Linked DNA regions of Homo sapiens: region 2 is linked to region 1. Evidence: read pairs that join two places in POLR2A ChIA-PET (ENCODE). Cell type or tissue: PC-9. All regions are shown on one strand.

Evidence for each region. Peaks named below come from ENCODE experiments on the same cell type or tissue, not always from the same donor. Only the 100,000 strongest peaks of a DNase experiment are listed, where the experiment ranks them.
Region 2: POLR2A ChIA-PET joins it to region 1 with 21 read pairs; 3 of 35 experiments call an interaction of 5 or more read pairs at or near these places.

Annotation. Positions count from the first base shown.
Region 1 is chr1:28,466,983-28,474,982 of GRCh38, reverse strand. It overlaps PHACTR4 (phosphatase and actin regulator 4), which reads right to left. Exons shown (of 14, transcript NM_001048183.3): 7 at 832-1,429. Among named protein-coding and RNA genes, the nearest start is that of SNHG3, 35 kb to the left of the region's middle. In PC-9, a CTCF peak has its summit at 3,312; a DNase peak (open chromatin) is centred at 3,352; H3K27ac peaks cover 1,703 bases.
Region 2 is chr1:28,607,911-28,615,910 of GRCh38, reverse strand. It overlaps TAF12 (TATA-box binding protein associated factor 12), which reads left to right. Exons shown (of 6, transcript NM_005644.4): 4 at 2,550-2,664. Among named protein-coding and RNA genes, the nearest start is that of RAB42, 20 kb to the right of the region's middle. In PC-9, no CTCF peak of the experiment used is centred here; no DNase peak of the experiment used is centred here.

The DNA of each region.
Region 1 (8,000 bases):
TGAGAACCTGTCTCAAACATAAATAAATAAATAAATAAATAAAAATAAAGTTTTAAGGTAAGATTAAAAAAAGAAAGAGTCCAAATTCTATAACTTATTCTTTTGGCAGAGTATTCTTTGTACTTTAAATTTATTCACAATGCTGGGCGCGGTGGCTCACACTTGCAATCCCAGCACTTTGTGAGACCGATGCAGGTGGATCACCTGAGGTCAGGAGTTCGAGACCAGCCTGGCCAACATGTTGAAACCCCATCTCCACTAAAAATACAAAAATCAGCCGAATGTGGTGGCACATGCCTGTAGTCTCAGCTACTCGGGAGGCTGAGGCAGGAGAATCGCTTGAACCTGGGCGGCAGAGGTTACAGTGAGCGGAGATCGTGCCACTGCACTCCAGCCCGGGTGACAGAGCAGGACTCCATCTCGGAAAAAAAAAAATTATTCACATTTTCTTTTTTTCTGTGAGACAGAGACTCGCTTTGTCGCCCAGGCTGGAGTACAGTGGCACAGTCTTGGCTCACTGCAACCTCCACCTCCCTGTTAAAGCGATTCTCCTGCCTCAGCCTCCCGAGTAGCTGGGATTACAGGTATGTGCCACCACGCCTGGCCAATTTTTGTTATTTTCATCGAGACAGGGTTTTACTGTATTGGCCAGGCTGGTCTTGAACTCCTGACCTCAGGTGATCGGTCCATTTGCCTCAGCTTCCCAAAGTGCTGGGCTTACAGGTGTGGGCCACTAGGCCCGGCCCACATTTTCTTTTTATAAGTAATTTTTTCCAAGCAGGGCTATCTAGAGTAAAGGAGAAATAAGAGGCAAGCTTTAAAGGCACTTACACTTTTAGCATTTCAATAGTGATGGGAAGAGACCTGGTCCGACCCAGCGTACTGCTGTCCTCAGAAAAGCTGTCACTGTTTTCAAAAAGCAACGAATGAGCTCTGTGAGAACCCTCCAGAATAGGAGTCATGGGAAGTGGGCTGGTGAGGGCCTGCTGGATTCGAATATGCAGTGGGAGTGGAGGCAGCCTAGAGGGTATATGGGGCTCCCCAAAGTTCTGGTCCAGTATCCTCTTGGGGACTTCCTTTTTCTGATCTTCCTGCTGGGGAATCTCCTGGTGTAGATCTAAGGATGGTGGAAACTCAATTTCTGGCACAACTTGAAAAGTCTTAGCAGGGAATGGAGGGGTGCGTGGAGGCTCTGGAGGTATATGAGTAGGCAGTGGGGGGGACGGAGAGCGAGGTGAGATCATTGGTAGTAGTTCCGAGCCCATAGAACACGTGCTCTTCTCTCTTTCATCACTTGGTGTTTTTGTGGTGATGGCAGCAGCAGACTCCAAGGTGGGTACTGAGGTTGATGGAATGCCTCTCTTAGGTGGTAAGGGTGGGGACGGTTTTGATAACAATGTACCACTGTTTATTGCTTGGGACAGTTCAGCTGGAAAAGAGAGAGCAACACATCAATTTCACGACTTTCCAATGCTTTGAAGGGCCGGCCCAGGGCCTAGAATTAAAGTTGAGTTCAGTTTTAATCTTTTAAGCAAGTTAAATAATTTCATAGTTTTGCCATTCCCTATATATTTTATCCTGAAATGAAGTTTATATTTATTCAAATAGAAGGCTTAATAAATGTACAGAGGTGTAGGAAGACTGATGAGTAGCTTACTTCATTGCTATGGCAACAGATATGACAATTTTTTTTTTTTTTTTTTTTTTGAGACAGGGTCTCACTCTCTCGCCCAGACTGGAGTGCAGTGGCGCGATCTTGGCTTACCGCAACCTCTGCCTCCCGGGCTCAAGCGATACTCCTGCCTCAGTCTACCAAGTAGCTGAGATTACAGGCGCACGCCACTACGGCCCGGCTAATTTTTGTATTTTTAGTAGAGGCGGGCTTTCACCATGTTGGCCAGGCTGGTCTCGAACTCCTGACCTCAAATGATCCACCTGCCTTGGCCTCTCAAAGTGTTGGGATTACAGGCGTGAGCCATGGCACCCGGCTGACAACTTTTTGTAACTTGATCTTGGTGTAGTTAATATGAATAGAGACAAAAAAAATCTGATAAAAAGTTATCTTGTGGCTGGCACGGTGGCTCACACCTGTAATCCCAATACTTTGGGAGGCCGAGGTGGGCAGATTACTTAGGTCAGGAGTTCGAGACCAGCCTGGCCAACATGGTGAAACCCCGTCTCTACTAAAAAAAAAAAAAAAAAATTACAAAAATTAGCTAGGTGTGGTGGTGGGCACCTATAATCCCAGCTACTCAGGAGAGGCTGAGGCACGAGAATCTCTTGAACCTGGGAGGCGGAGGCTGCAGTGAGTCAAGGTCATGCCACTGCACTCCAGGCTGGACAGCACAAGACTCTGACTCAAAAAAAAAAAAGTTATTTTGTATAACAGTACTCCATTAAAAAATTTAAACATTCAGATAGCATAAAATAAGTATTAGTGGGTATTGTTACCATATCCTGATAATGGTATCTAGATATCTTAGCTCTGTGTTATAAAACTGTCAATACTGACATCTTGAATTTTTATAGCAATTGCAAAGTCCTTTGAAGAAATCAAAGTGTTTTTTGTCCTTGAAGTCATATTCTCCTTATACCACCTGAGGTGACAGGGGAAAAAATATAGCATCTTTACCATTTTTCAGAAGGAAAAGGCAAGGCCACAGAAGCTAGGTGACTTTGCCCAAGATCATACTACAAACTGGCATGGACTCAGCTGGTATCCAAGTCTCTGACTATTTGACTGCATCCTACTGTCTCTAATTTTTTTTTTTTTTTGAGACGGAGTCTTGTCGCCCAGGCTGGAGTGCAGTGGTGCCATCTCGGCTCACTGCAAGCTCTGCCTCCCGGGTTCACACCATTCGCCTGCCTCAGCCTCCCAAGTAGCTGGGACTACAGGCGCCCACCACCACTCCCGGCTAATTTTTTGTGTATTTTTAGTAAAGACGGGGTTTCATCATGTTAGCCAGGATGGTCTCAATCTCCTGACCTCGTGATCCGCCCGCCTCGGCCTCCCAAAGTGCTGGGATTACAGTCGTGAGCCACCGCGCCCGGCCTACTGTCTCTAATTTTTATTGGTATGCACACCTCTTATGTTCCCTTTGCACCTCAGCTTCCCATGTTCACTCTCCACTATATCATGGGCTCCTTGATGGCAGGGCAACCTTGTCTCCATCAACATATCATCCACAGGGCTGTGCACAGTACCTGGCATCTAGTGGACCCTCAATATATGTTTATTAGATGAGAAGCCTTCACCCTGTATCATGACAGTATATATTCCTATAGTTTCACCAAAGCCCACAATGACTCAGCAAAGGTGTTGGTGTTGTTTCAGCAAAGTCCCTTTGGAGGGCTCCAGATGACCTGTAAGAAGTGGATCATCAGATCACACAGGAGTAAAACTGGTAAAGTAATTAAAGGGTAGTTATTTTTTCCCTGCTGACAGGAAAAAAAAAAAAAAAGTAGTTCTTTTGATCACCAACCTCTAACCTTCTACTCAAACCCTTTAGTTTCATCCCACTCAGTATTCTCAAACACTCTCAAAAACTTCCCTTAAATAAAACTGTATTTGTCCTAAATCTCCAAAATTGGAGATGTTCAAAGTAAAAGGCTAGCTAATTATTTTTTTCTTTTTTGAGATGGAGTTTCACTCGTTGCCCAGGCTGGAGTGCAATGGCGCCATCTCGGCTAACTGCAACCTCCACCTCCTGGGTTCAAGTGATTCTCCTACCTCAGCCTCCTGAGTAGCTGGGATTACAGGCATGTGCCACCACGCCCGGCTAATTTTTTGTATTTTTAGTAGAGATGGGGTTTCTCCATGTTGGTCAGGCTGGTCTTGAACTCCCGACCTCAGGTGATCCACCCGCCTCGGCCTCCCAAAGTGCTGGGATTACAGGCATGTCCGCTTTGCCCGGCCAAGGCTAGCTAATTTTATAATTCTTTTTTTTTTTTTCTTTTGAGACAAGGTCTCCCTCTGTTGCCCAGACTGGAGTGCAGTGGCATGAACAATAGCTCACTGCAGCCTCGATCTCCTGGGTTCAAGTGATCCTCTTGCTACAGCCTCCCAAGTAGCTAGGACTACAGGCCCATGCCCCCATGCCTGACTAATTTTTTTAATTTTTAGTAGAGACAAGGTCTCACTATGCTGCCCAGGCTGGTCTTGAGGTCCTGGGCTCCAGTGATACACCTATCTCAGCCTCCCAAAGTGCTGGGATTATGGATGTGAGCCACCACACCCAGCCTCTTTTCTTTTTAAATTTATTTTTATTTTTAAATTAAATTAATTTATTTTAGACAGGGTCTCACACTGTGTCACTGGAGTGCAGTGGCGCAGTCACGGCTCACTGCAATTTTGACCTCCCTGGGCTCAGGTGATCCTCCCACCTCAGCCTCCCAAGTAGCTGGGACCATAGGCATGTGCCACCATGCCCGGCTAATTTTTGGGGGGGGTATTTTTTGTAGAGATGGGTTTCTCCATGTTGCCTAGGCTGGTCTCAAACTCCTGGGCTCAGGTAATCTACCTGCCTCAGCCTCCCAAAGTGTTGGTACTACAGGTGTGAGCCACTGTACCTAGCCTTTTCTTTTTTTTTAGAGACAGGATGTTGCTCTGTTACCCAGGCTAGAGTGCAGTGGTGCAATCATAACTCACTGCAGCCTTGAACTCCTGTGCTTACCCAATCCTCTTACCTCAATCTCCCAAGTAGCTAGAATTACAGGCACATGTCACCATGCCCAGCTAATTTTTAAATATTTTATAGAGATGGGGTCTTGCTACGTTGCTCAGGCTGGTCTTGAACTCCTGGCCTCAAGTGATCTTCCCACCTCGGCCTCCCCAAATGCTGGGATTATAGGCATTGAGCCACTGTGCCTGGCCTAATTTTGTAATGTTTTAATGTCTCTCATCATAAATAATTTTTTTTTTTTTGAGACAGAGTCTCGCTCTGTTGCCTAGGTTGGAGTACAGTGGTGCAATTTTGGCTCACTGCAACCGCCACTTCCCGGGTTCAAGTGATTCTCTCCTGCCTCAGCCTCCTGAGTAGCTGGGATTATAGGCATGCACCATCATACCCAGATCATTTTTTGTATTTTTAGTAGAGATGGGGTTTCACCATGTTGCCCAGGCTGGTCTCAAACTCTGGGCCTCAAGCGATCTGCCCACCTCGGCCTCCCGAAGTGCTGGGATTACAGGCATGAGCCACCATGCCTGGCCCCATAAATAAATTTTAAAAAAGGCTTTCTAGAAAAACACTGCATACACACACAAAAAGATTCTAAAAATGTGAATTTTAGGAGCAGTGAAAGAGATATTTTTGGAAAGATTGGATTTTTGCTGATTCTCTAAAAATAGCTGTTAGCTATTCCATCTACAACAAAACTCATTCCTGATGAGACCATAAATGAATATTTTTACTTTTGAATTAATAAAATAAATTCTATTTGGTAATTTGAGGAAGGCATATATGTTAAGGAAGTAAATTCTGGTATATATACCCTGACAACAGCATCTGGCTGTAGTTCTGTGGAAAAATTTCAGAGTGTTTCTGGGATGGGTAATAATTCCCTTTCACCCGTTCAGCTATTGCTGGTGGTTTTTCCTTAGTCGTAATACTCCATGTTATATGGATGAGAAGACAGTAGTACTTCTGAAGCAATGATTTCCAAACTTTTGGATTTCAGTGACCAAAACAATAACAAAAATCTTGATCAACCTCAGATTGTTGGTTTTTTTTCTAGTGTTTTTTTGAGGTTGTCATTTTCTAAGATTTCCAAATAAGGCTTGATATTAAGTAAACCATTTATGATCATAATCCTTTTGTGAAAGAAATGGCATTTTAACACCAAAGGATTAGGAAGGTTGTAATTTTAGAATAAAAGAGAGTCCTTTAAATTAAATCTATTTAGCTCTAAGAAATGCTCTGTGAACTGTTCTATTTTTCTTCTTTTGTTGAGGACCCCTCATGGACTAATACTGATTCCTCAGTTACAAGGTCTATTGTTTTGGGCTATTTACCTCAAGCTAAGAATGAGCTCTGCAGTTTAGTCCAGGGTATCATACACAAATTATCATTTTATATGTTGCCTTAACTTGAAAAGGGTGGTATGCCACTGGTGTAGAGCAGAGGCTCTTAATGTGTGCTCCCTGGAGAGCAGCATCAGTGTCATCTGGGAACCTATTAGAAAGGCAAATTCTCAAGCCCATCCCAGGCTTACTAAAATCAGAAACTCTACGGGTAGTGTCCAGCAGTCTGTTATCATAAGCTTTCTAGGTGATCCTGAGGAGAACACCAGTTTGCAAACACTACTGTAAGGAACAGAGGTCTGGACCTGAGAGTTGAAAAGCCTATGTTCAGTTTCTATCTTTCACTAACTACAACCTTCTTCTTTTTTTTTGAGATGGAGTTTTGCTCTTGTTGCTCAGGCTGCAATGCAGTGGCACAATCTCAGCTCACTGCAACGTCTGCTTCCCACGTGCAAGCAATTCTCCTGCTTCAGCCTCCCGAGTAGCTGGGATTACAGGTGCCTACCACCATGCCCGGCTAATTTTTTGTATTTTTAGTAGAGATGGCGTTTCACCATGTTGGCCAGGCTGGTCTTGAACTCCTGACCTCAGGTGATCCACCCGCCTCTGCCTCCCAAAGTGCTGGGATTACAGGCATGAGCCACTGCGCCTGGCCTACAACCTTGAATGAGTCACAATGTCTTCATGTTCTAATTGCCCTACCTATGGAAAAGATAAAATTGGTTTCCTGCAGCACAAGGTAGTTTTGAAAATAAGTATGTGAAAGCTCCCCAAGTTCCTCACAGATAAGTCAACATGACACTATCCATCCAAAGTGGTGGTAATAACAACTTCATCCTGTTTTCATCAAGCTACTCCAAACTGTCATACTCATAAAATATTCTAAGCCTGTTTTTCAAGGTTTGAATCACTCCACCCAACATGGTGATATTAAATATTTAATGAGTATAGTTTTTATTCATTCGTTCAATCGTGAACAAGAACTTTAAGCAATACTAAGCCTAGTATCATTTTTCCTGAAAAAACTATATTTTTATTAGCTTTGAAGCACTCATTAGCTTTCCTCTCCCTTTCTTGAAAATTCTTCTAAGAAATTGTGCATTTATATAAAGAAAGTAGACTTAAATAGAACTTTGGGTAAATGCAAAAAATTTACTAAACCCATACAAATTTTACTGATTATATTCCCTGCTTTCTCTACCATCACTTATTTTAACATAAGAATAGCATTCTTAATTCTCCCAAGATAAAACATGATTTTATCAGAACAATTTAAGTAATAGCTTCTGCAGTTCCCTGTGAAGATAACTATGCCAGACACTGAATCCCAAATTCCACTGGCATCTACAGAATCATCCTTTTATCTACTAGACTCATTAATGCTTATGGAAGGCATAGGTAGTTTTAAGTAGATTTAAAAATTTTCATTTGAAAAGTTTGCCTTGCCCCTTGTGAGCTGAGGCATTATTCTAATTTTTCAGCAAGTGCCACAGATAATTCCATGCAGGTGGAATCTGTTATGGTTTTCACATATCCAGTCCAATTACACACACACACACACACACACACACACACACACACACAAATATGTATAGTGTTTTGGAATCATTGTTTTAGAAAAACAGATTAAATATTAGATTAAAAAATAGGTTAAAACCCCCAAAACTTAAATCTAATCTTAGTGATGTTTACATTTATGGCCATCTGCCTCAGTTTCATGACTTTTTTTGTTTGTTTGTTTTTGTTTTTTTGAGACGGAGTCTCTCTCTGTCGCCTAGGCTGGGGTGCATTGGCACAATCTTGGCTCACTGCAACCTCCGCCTCCTGGGTTCAAGCAATTCTCTTGCCTCAGCCTCCCAAGTAGCTGGGACTACAGGCACGTGCCACCACGCCTGGCTAATTTTTTGTATTTTTAGTAGAGATGGGGTTTCACCATGTTGCCAGGATGGTCTCAATCTCCTGACCTTGTGATCCACCCACC
Region 2 (8,000 bases), 140 kb before region 1:
ACAGTTGGCTTTTATGAGCTGGTCTCGGTTCACTCTAGCAGACCACAAGACTTTACTTCAGAGTAATTTGTCCACAAGTCAACCTTCCTAATGGAAGATTCCCTAAATGTCAGTATCTGTAAGTCTTTTCTCTGGAATCATTCAATATCTCCGGAGAAAATTCCAGTCTCCTATCTTGAGGATTTATCCCTTAGCTTCTTTTTTTTTTTTTTTTTTTTTTTTTTTTTTTTTTGAGACGGAGTCTCGCTCTGTTGACCAGGCTGGAGTGCAGCGGCATGATCTTGGCTCACTGCAACCTCCACCTCCCGGGTTCAAGTGATTCTCCTGCATCAGCCTCCTGAGAAGCTGGGACTACAGGCACACGCCACCACACCTGGCTAATTTTTGTAATTTTAGTAGAGACGGGGTTTCACCATATTGGTCAAGCTAGTCTCGAACTCCTGACCTCAGGTCATCCACCCACTTCGGCCTCCCAAAGTGCTGGGATTACAGGCATGAGCCACTGCACCTGGCAATATTTTTTTAACTTATTTTAATGGGATTAGGGAGGGACAGGAGGTTATTTTTAGAGTTGATCTGCTGTTTAATCTGAAATCTTTCTCTAAGATGGTGTCCATTTGGTTCCCACAGTAAAGATGACAATGAGTTAATGGTCCACCAGAACAAGGAATTTTGTATCTATGGTTGTAATTTTAGTTTGTTTTTGTTTGTCAGCAGAAGCTGCCATGGGGACTATATTGACTGATAAAAATCTCAGTTTTTTCATGTGCGTGCATATATATATATTTATTTATTTATTTATTTTTGAGACAAGGTGTCTGTCACCTAGGCTGGAGTGCCGTGCCATGATCACAGCTCACTGTAGTCTCGACTAACTGGACTCAAGCAGGCGTCCCACTTCAGCCTCCCAAGTAACTGGGACTACAAGTGCATGCCACCAAGCCCAGCTAATTTCTGTATGTTTTGTAGAGACAGGGTTTTGCCATCCATGTTGCCCAGGCTAGTCTCGAACTCCAGAGCTCAATCAAACCATCTGCCTCGGCCTCCCGAAGTGGTGGGATTATAGGAGTGAGCCACTGCTCCTGGCCTCGTAGATTTTTATCTTCAGAATTCTCATCCTTCTCTTCACACAGTCCAATAATAATTGATAGTGATGTGGAAAGAACTCAAGATTTAGACTCAGAACGCTTGAGGTGGCATCCTGGTTCCTCTGCTTGCTTGCTTTTTTTTTTTTTTGTCTCGCCCTGTCACCCAGGCTGGAGTGCAGTGGTTCAGTCTCGGCTCACTGCAACCTCTGCTGCCCCGGCTTCAGCGATTCTCCTGCCTCAACCTCCAGAGTAGCTGGGATTACAGATGCCTGCCACCATGCCCAGCTAATTTTGTATTTTTAGTAGAGGCAGGGTTTTACCATGTTGGTCAGGCTGGTCTCAAATTCCTGACTTCAGTTGATCCACCTGCCTTGGCCTTCCAAAGTGCTGGGATTATAGGCATGAGCCACTGTGCCTGGCCCTTAGAGACTGGGTTTCACCATGTTGGTCAGGCTGGTCTCAAACTCCTGACCTCAAATGATCTGCCCACCTCAGCCTCCCAAAGTTCTGGGATTATAGGTGTGAGCCACCATGCCTGGCCTCTATTTATTTGTTATTATTTTTTTAATTATTGGTTTTTTGTTTTGAGACAGAGTCTCGCTCTGTCGCCAGGCTGGAGTACAGTGTCACGATCTTAGCTCACTGCAACCTCCGCCTCCCAGGTTCAGGTAATTCTCCTGCCCCAGCCTCCCAAGTAGCTGGGACTACAGGCACGTGCCACCACGCCCAGCTAATTTTTGTATTTTTAGTAGAGACAGGGTTTCACCATGTTGGCCAGGATGGTCTCAATCTCTTGACCTCGTGATTCACCTGCCTCAGCCTCCCAAAGTGCTGGGGTTACAGGCGTGAGCCACCACGCCCGGCCTATTTATTTTTAAATACAGATGGGGCTCTTGCAATATTGTTGGGCTGGTCTCGAACTTCTGACCTCAAGTGATCCTCCCAACTCGGCTTCCCAAAGTGCTGAGATTACAGGCATGAGCCATTGTACCTGGCCTTCTGCTTTCTACTTACATGGCCATGAACAAATTAGTCTCTCTGAGTCTGTGAAATCCTCTATGGAATGAATAAAATCCATGTCCCATTTTCTTCACAGGATTATTGTAAGGACTAAGTGAGATAATGGAAACAAAAGTGCTTTTAAGATACTGTGAGTGAGGAATTGAAATGATTCACTTTTATTTTCCCACTAATAAATAAAGATATGGAGGGTAGGGATTGGGATAGTTGATCACTGCTGGGTAGAAAGTATATGCTCAGAAAGGTGTGAGTTGCACTCAACCTGGGTAACATTTCTTTTGTCCTTCTCATTCCTCTTCCCCACCTTAGCCCAAATGCTGATTCCAGCCTTCTACTAGAATGCCTGACTAAATATGCAATCCAAGCTGAAAGCAGTTGTCCCAGCAACAGGAGCCTACCCTGCCAATGTCGTGCTGACTCTTCCCACTTTACCTTCCCCAGATGCTGCTGCAGATTGCTGATGATTTTATCGAGAGTGTGGTGACAGCAGCCTGTCAGCTTGCGCGGCATCGCAAGTCTAGCACCCTGGAGGTGAAAGATGTCCAGCTGCATTTAGGTATGTGGTCTTGTTTCTCCCTGAAGTATGGATTCAACTGCTTCTTCAGGACTGCCAGGGAAAGTGTAGTCAGAGGAACCTTCATGCCAGAACCAGACTTTTGGGCACTGGGATTTATGTATTAATTCAATAACAGCACCAAATAGAAAAGAGAAATCCATCTGTGGTAGGGAGAATGAGCCCAGGCATGGGTTTGAAACCAGATTCTGCCACTTTCTAGTTGTATCAGCCTATTTTTCCTACCTAGTATCTCTTAGAGTCTGTTTCCTCATTTGTAAAGTGAGGATCATAATATCCTCCTTACAGAATAATCGTGAGAATTATAGACCATGTCTGTAAAGTGACTGGCACAGGGCCTGCACAAAGTAGGATCTAGTCAATGTAGGTACTGTTATGTCTTCACCATGCAAATAAAACTGTTCCTCAGTGTTCCCTTAGAGTTTTAGCCTATTTATGCATTTTTTCCAAAGTTTATAATCGTAATATACATACAATTTTATAGTCTCCTTTTCTACTTAACAGACACTAAATTTGAGTTTGAGTTTTTCTGGGAGATACTCAGCTAACAGTGATGACCATAATCACTTGGAAATGAATAAGCAGCCCTCTGCATTGGATACGATGTGATTAAAAGAAAGAGATCAGTCTATAACTATGTGTTATATATATGTATATATATGTATATATTTATGTGTGTATATATATTTATATATAATTTATATATATTTATATATAATTTTTATATATATTTGTATATACTTTATGTATAATACTTTATATATATAAATATATATATATATATTTTTTTGATCGAGTCTCACTGTCACCCAGGTTAGAGTGCAGTGATGCCATCTCAGCAACCTCTACCTCCTGGGTTCAAGCGATTCTCCTGCCTCAGCCTCCTAAGTAGCTGGGACTACAGGCCTGCACCACCACACCTGGCTAATTTTTGTATTTTCAGTAGAGATAGGGTTTCATCATGTTGGTCAGCCTGGTCTTGTACTCCTGGCCTCTGTTGATCCACCTGCCTTGGCCTCCCAAAGTGCTGGGATTACAGTCATGAGCCACCATGCCCAGCCCAGTCTATAACTATAGAGACAGGCCAAATGAATGAGATTCGGTGCAGATCAGCCCATGACTAATTATTGAAAGACTTTCTTCACAGTGTCAAGAAGCTGTTGCCTTGGGGAGGCATTGGTAGTCTAGGTAAAGTAAATAACACACTTCAGGTAATGTTGCTGGTATCTAGAGAAAAGAACAGATATTTTGGTTATCCATTAATGTGTAGCAGACCACCCCAAAAACAGTGGTTTAGCACAATAACAGTTGTTGATTTGATTCATGAATCTGGGGGTTGACTGGGCTCAGCTAGTTTTACTAAGTCAGGCAGTGGCTGGGCCTGAGATTGTCTTGAAGGAAGGCATACTAGTTTCCTAGGGCTACCTTAACAAAATACCATAAACTTGGCAGCTTAAAACAACAAAAAATTTTCTCTCACAGTTCTGCAGGCCAGAAACCTGAAATCTAAGTGTCAGCAGGGTCATGCTTCCTCTGCTGCCCCTAGGGAAGAATCTATTCTTGCCTCCTTCTAGCCTCTGGTGGTGGCTGGCAATCCTTGGTGTTCTGTGGCTTGTAGCTACAGAAATCCAGGCTTTGCCACGGTCTTTACGTGGCCTTTTCCCTCTGTGTCTCTGTCTCTGTGTCTCTTCTTTTCTTCTCATAGGACACCAGTCATATTGGATTAAGGGCTAACCCTACTCCAATATGATCTCATTTTAACCAATTTCATCTGCAACATCCCTATTTCCAAATAGGATCATATTCTGGAGGTACTTAAGGTTAAGACCGCAACATATCTTTTTTAGGGACACTTTTAAATAACCCATAACGGAAGGCTTCATATCTTCCGTGTCTGATGCCTGGTCTAAGAACACTGAAAAAGGTGGGATTCTGCAGGCGTCTCCCTCCGTCCCTCCCAACCCTCCCATTCTGCTTCACATTCCCCAATCCTACCCTTCCCATCTTCCCCACCCACCGTCTCTCTATATGGTCTCATCCTTTAGCAGTCCCAGGATAGCTAGACTTCTTATGTGGCAGCTAAGCAGCTAAAGGCTCCCAGAACTAACATCCCATGAGCACCTGGCAGAAAACTTCATGGCCTTTTCTAACACAGTCTTCAGCATCACTCCTGGTGAATTCTATTCTTTGAGGCAGTCAGAAACCTGTCCAGGTTCAGGGGGAGGGAACACAGACTCCACCTGTGTTTTTTTTTTTTTTTTTTTTTTTTTTGAGACAGTCTCACTCTGTTGCCCAGGCTGGAGTGCAGTGGCGCAATCTTGGCTCACTGCAACCTCCGCCTCCCAGGTTCAAGGGATTCTTCTGCCTCAGCCTCCTGAGTAGCTGGGACTACAGGCACACGCCACCATGCCCAGCTAATTTTTGTATTTTTAGTAGAGATGGGGTTTCACCATATTGGCCAGGCTGGTCTCAAACTCCTGACCGCCTGATCCTCCCCGCTCAGCCTCCCTAAGTGCTGAGATTACAGGTGTGAGCCACCATGCCCGGCTGACTCCACCTCTTGATAGCAGGAGGGTAAAGGAATTTATAAACATGTTTTACAACCACCACTAGTGGCCTGGCATGGTGGCTCACACCTGTAACTCCAGCATTTTGGGAAGCTGAGGCAGGAGGATCGCTTCAGCCCAGGAGTTCAAGACTAGCCTGGTTAACACAGTGAGACCTCACTGTGTTACAAAAGATTTAAAAGATTTAAAAAAGATTTAAAAAATTAGCCAGGCATGGTGGAGTGCACCTGTAGTCCCAGCTACTCAGGAAGCTAAGACAGGAGGATCACTTGAGCCTGGGAGGTCAAGGCTGCAGTGAGCTATCATGCCACTGCACTCTAGCCTGAGTGACAGAGTAAGACCCTGTCTCTAAATAAATAAATAAGTAAATACATACATAATTAAAAAACAAATCGGCCAGGCGCAGTGGCTCACGCCTGTAATCCGAGCACTTTGTGAGGCCGAGGCAGGTGGATCATGAGTTCAAGACCAGCCTGGCCAAGATGGTGAAACCCTGTCTCTACTAGAAATACAAAAATTACCTGGGTGTGGTGGCAGGTACCTGTAATCCTAGCTACTCGGGAGTCTGAGGCAGGAGAATCACTTGAACCTGGTGGGGTGGAGGTCGCAGTGAGCCAAGATCTTGCCACTGCATTCCAGCCTGGGTGACAGAGACTCCGTCCCAAAAAAAAGAAAAAAAAAATAATCCCCCACAACACAAATTCATAGAGACAGAAAGTAGAATAAGTAGAATGGTGATTACCAGGGGCTAAGGGGAAGGGGGTACAGGGAGTTGTTTAATGGATATAGAGTTTCAGTTTGGGAAGATGGATATCCTCAATTTGGGAGTTCTGGAGATGGATGATGCTGATGGTTGCATAACAAATGTGAATTGGGGCCAGACACGGTGGCTCACGCCTGTAATCCCAGCACTTTGGGAGGCCAAGGTGGGCGGGTCACCTGAGGTCAGGTGTTCGAGACCAGCCTGGCCAACACGGTGAAACCCCATCTCTACCAAAAATACAAAAATTAGCTGAGCGTGGTGGTGCACGCCTGTAGTCCCAGCTACTCCAGAGGCTGAGGCACGAAAATCGCTTGAATCCAGGAGGCAGAGGTTGCAGTGAGCCAAGATCACACCACTGCACTCCAGCCTGGGCGACAGAGCAGTAGCCCATCTCAGAAAAAAAAAAGTTAAAGTTAAATGAGATAATTTACATAGAATGCTTTGCACAATGTTGCTTTGACCATGCATTTACTACATTTCATTCACTAAATGATTGTTGTTGCTATTATATTAAGATTATATAGGCCGGGCATGGTGGCTCACGCCTGTAATCCCAGCACTTTGGGAGGCCGAGGCGGGCATTTCCCTTGAGGTCAGGAGTTCGAGACCAGCCTGACCAACGTGGAGAAACCCTGCCTCTACTAAAAATACAAAATTAGCCGGGCGTGGTGGCATGTGCCTGTAATCCCAGCTACTCGGGAGGCTGAGGCAGGAGAATCGCTTGAACCTAGGAGGCGGAGGTTGCAGTGAGCCGAGATCACACCATTGCACTCCAGCCTGGGCAACAAGAGCAAAACTCAGTCTCAAAAAATAAATAAATAAAAAAGATTATATAAGATATATGTATACACACATAACGCATATAGGTATACGTAGTTACATAAATAGACACACATACATGTATGTATTCATGTGTGGTAGCTACTGTCTTTATTATTTCTTTCTTTATTTATTTTTGAGACGGAATTTCACTCTTTTTGCCCAGGCTGGAATGCAAGGGTGTGACCTCGGCTCACTGCAACCTCTGCCTTCCAGGTTCAAGTGATTCTCCTGCCTCAGCCTTCGGAGTAACTGGGATTACGTAGGCGCCCTCCCACCACGCCTGGCTAATTTTTTGTCTTTTATTTATTTATTTATTTACTTTGAGACAGAGTCTCAGTCTGTCGCCCAGACTGGAGTGCAGTGGCACAATCTCCGCTCACTGCAACCTCTGCCTCCCGGGTTCAAGCGATTCTCCTGCTTCAGCCTCCCGATTAGCTGGGACCACAGGCACACGCCACCACGCCTGGCTAATTTTTTGTATTTTTAGTCGAGACGGGTTTTCACTGTGTTGCCCAGGCTGGTCTCCAACTCCTGAGCTCAGGCAATCTGCCTACCTTGGCCTCCCAAAGTGCTGGGATTGCAGCCGTGAGCCACCACACCCGGCCTGCTCTCTTTCTTTAAAGTGACTTTGCACACTTTATCTACTTTTTGTTGACTGTAAAGTTCAATTCGTAGAGAATAACCTTTGTCTGCAACCTCCACCACCTGAGTTCAAGGGATCCTTTTTTTTTTGAGATGGAGCCTTGCTCTATCGCCCACGCTGGAGTGCAGTGGCGCGATCTTGGCTCACTGCAAGCTCTGCCTCCCAGGTTCACACCATTCTCCTGCCTCAGCCTCCCGAGTAGCTGGGACTACAGGCGCCCGCCACCACACCCGGCTATTTTTTTTTTTTTTTTTTTTTGTATTTTTAGTAGAGACCGGGTTTCACTGTGTTAGCCAGGATGGTCTTGATCTCCTGACTTTGTGATCCACCAGCCTTGGTCTCCCAAAGTGCTCGGATTACAGGCATGAGCCATCACGCCCGGCTGTTCAAGGGATTCTTGTGCCTTGTAGCTGGGATTATAGGCACTCACCATCACTCTTGGCTAATTTTTGTATTTTTAGTAGATAGGAGGTTTCACCATGTTGTCCAGGCTGATCTTGAACTCTTGGCCTCAAGTGATCCA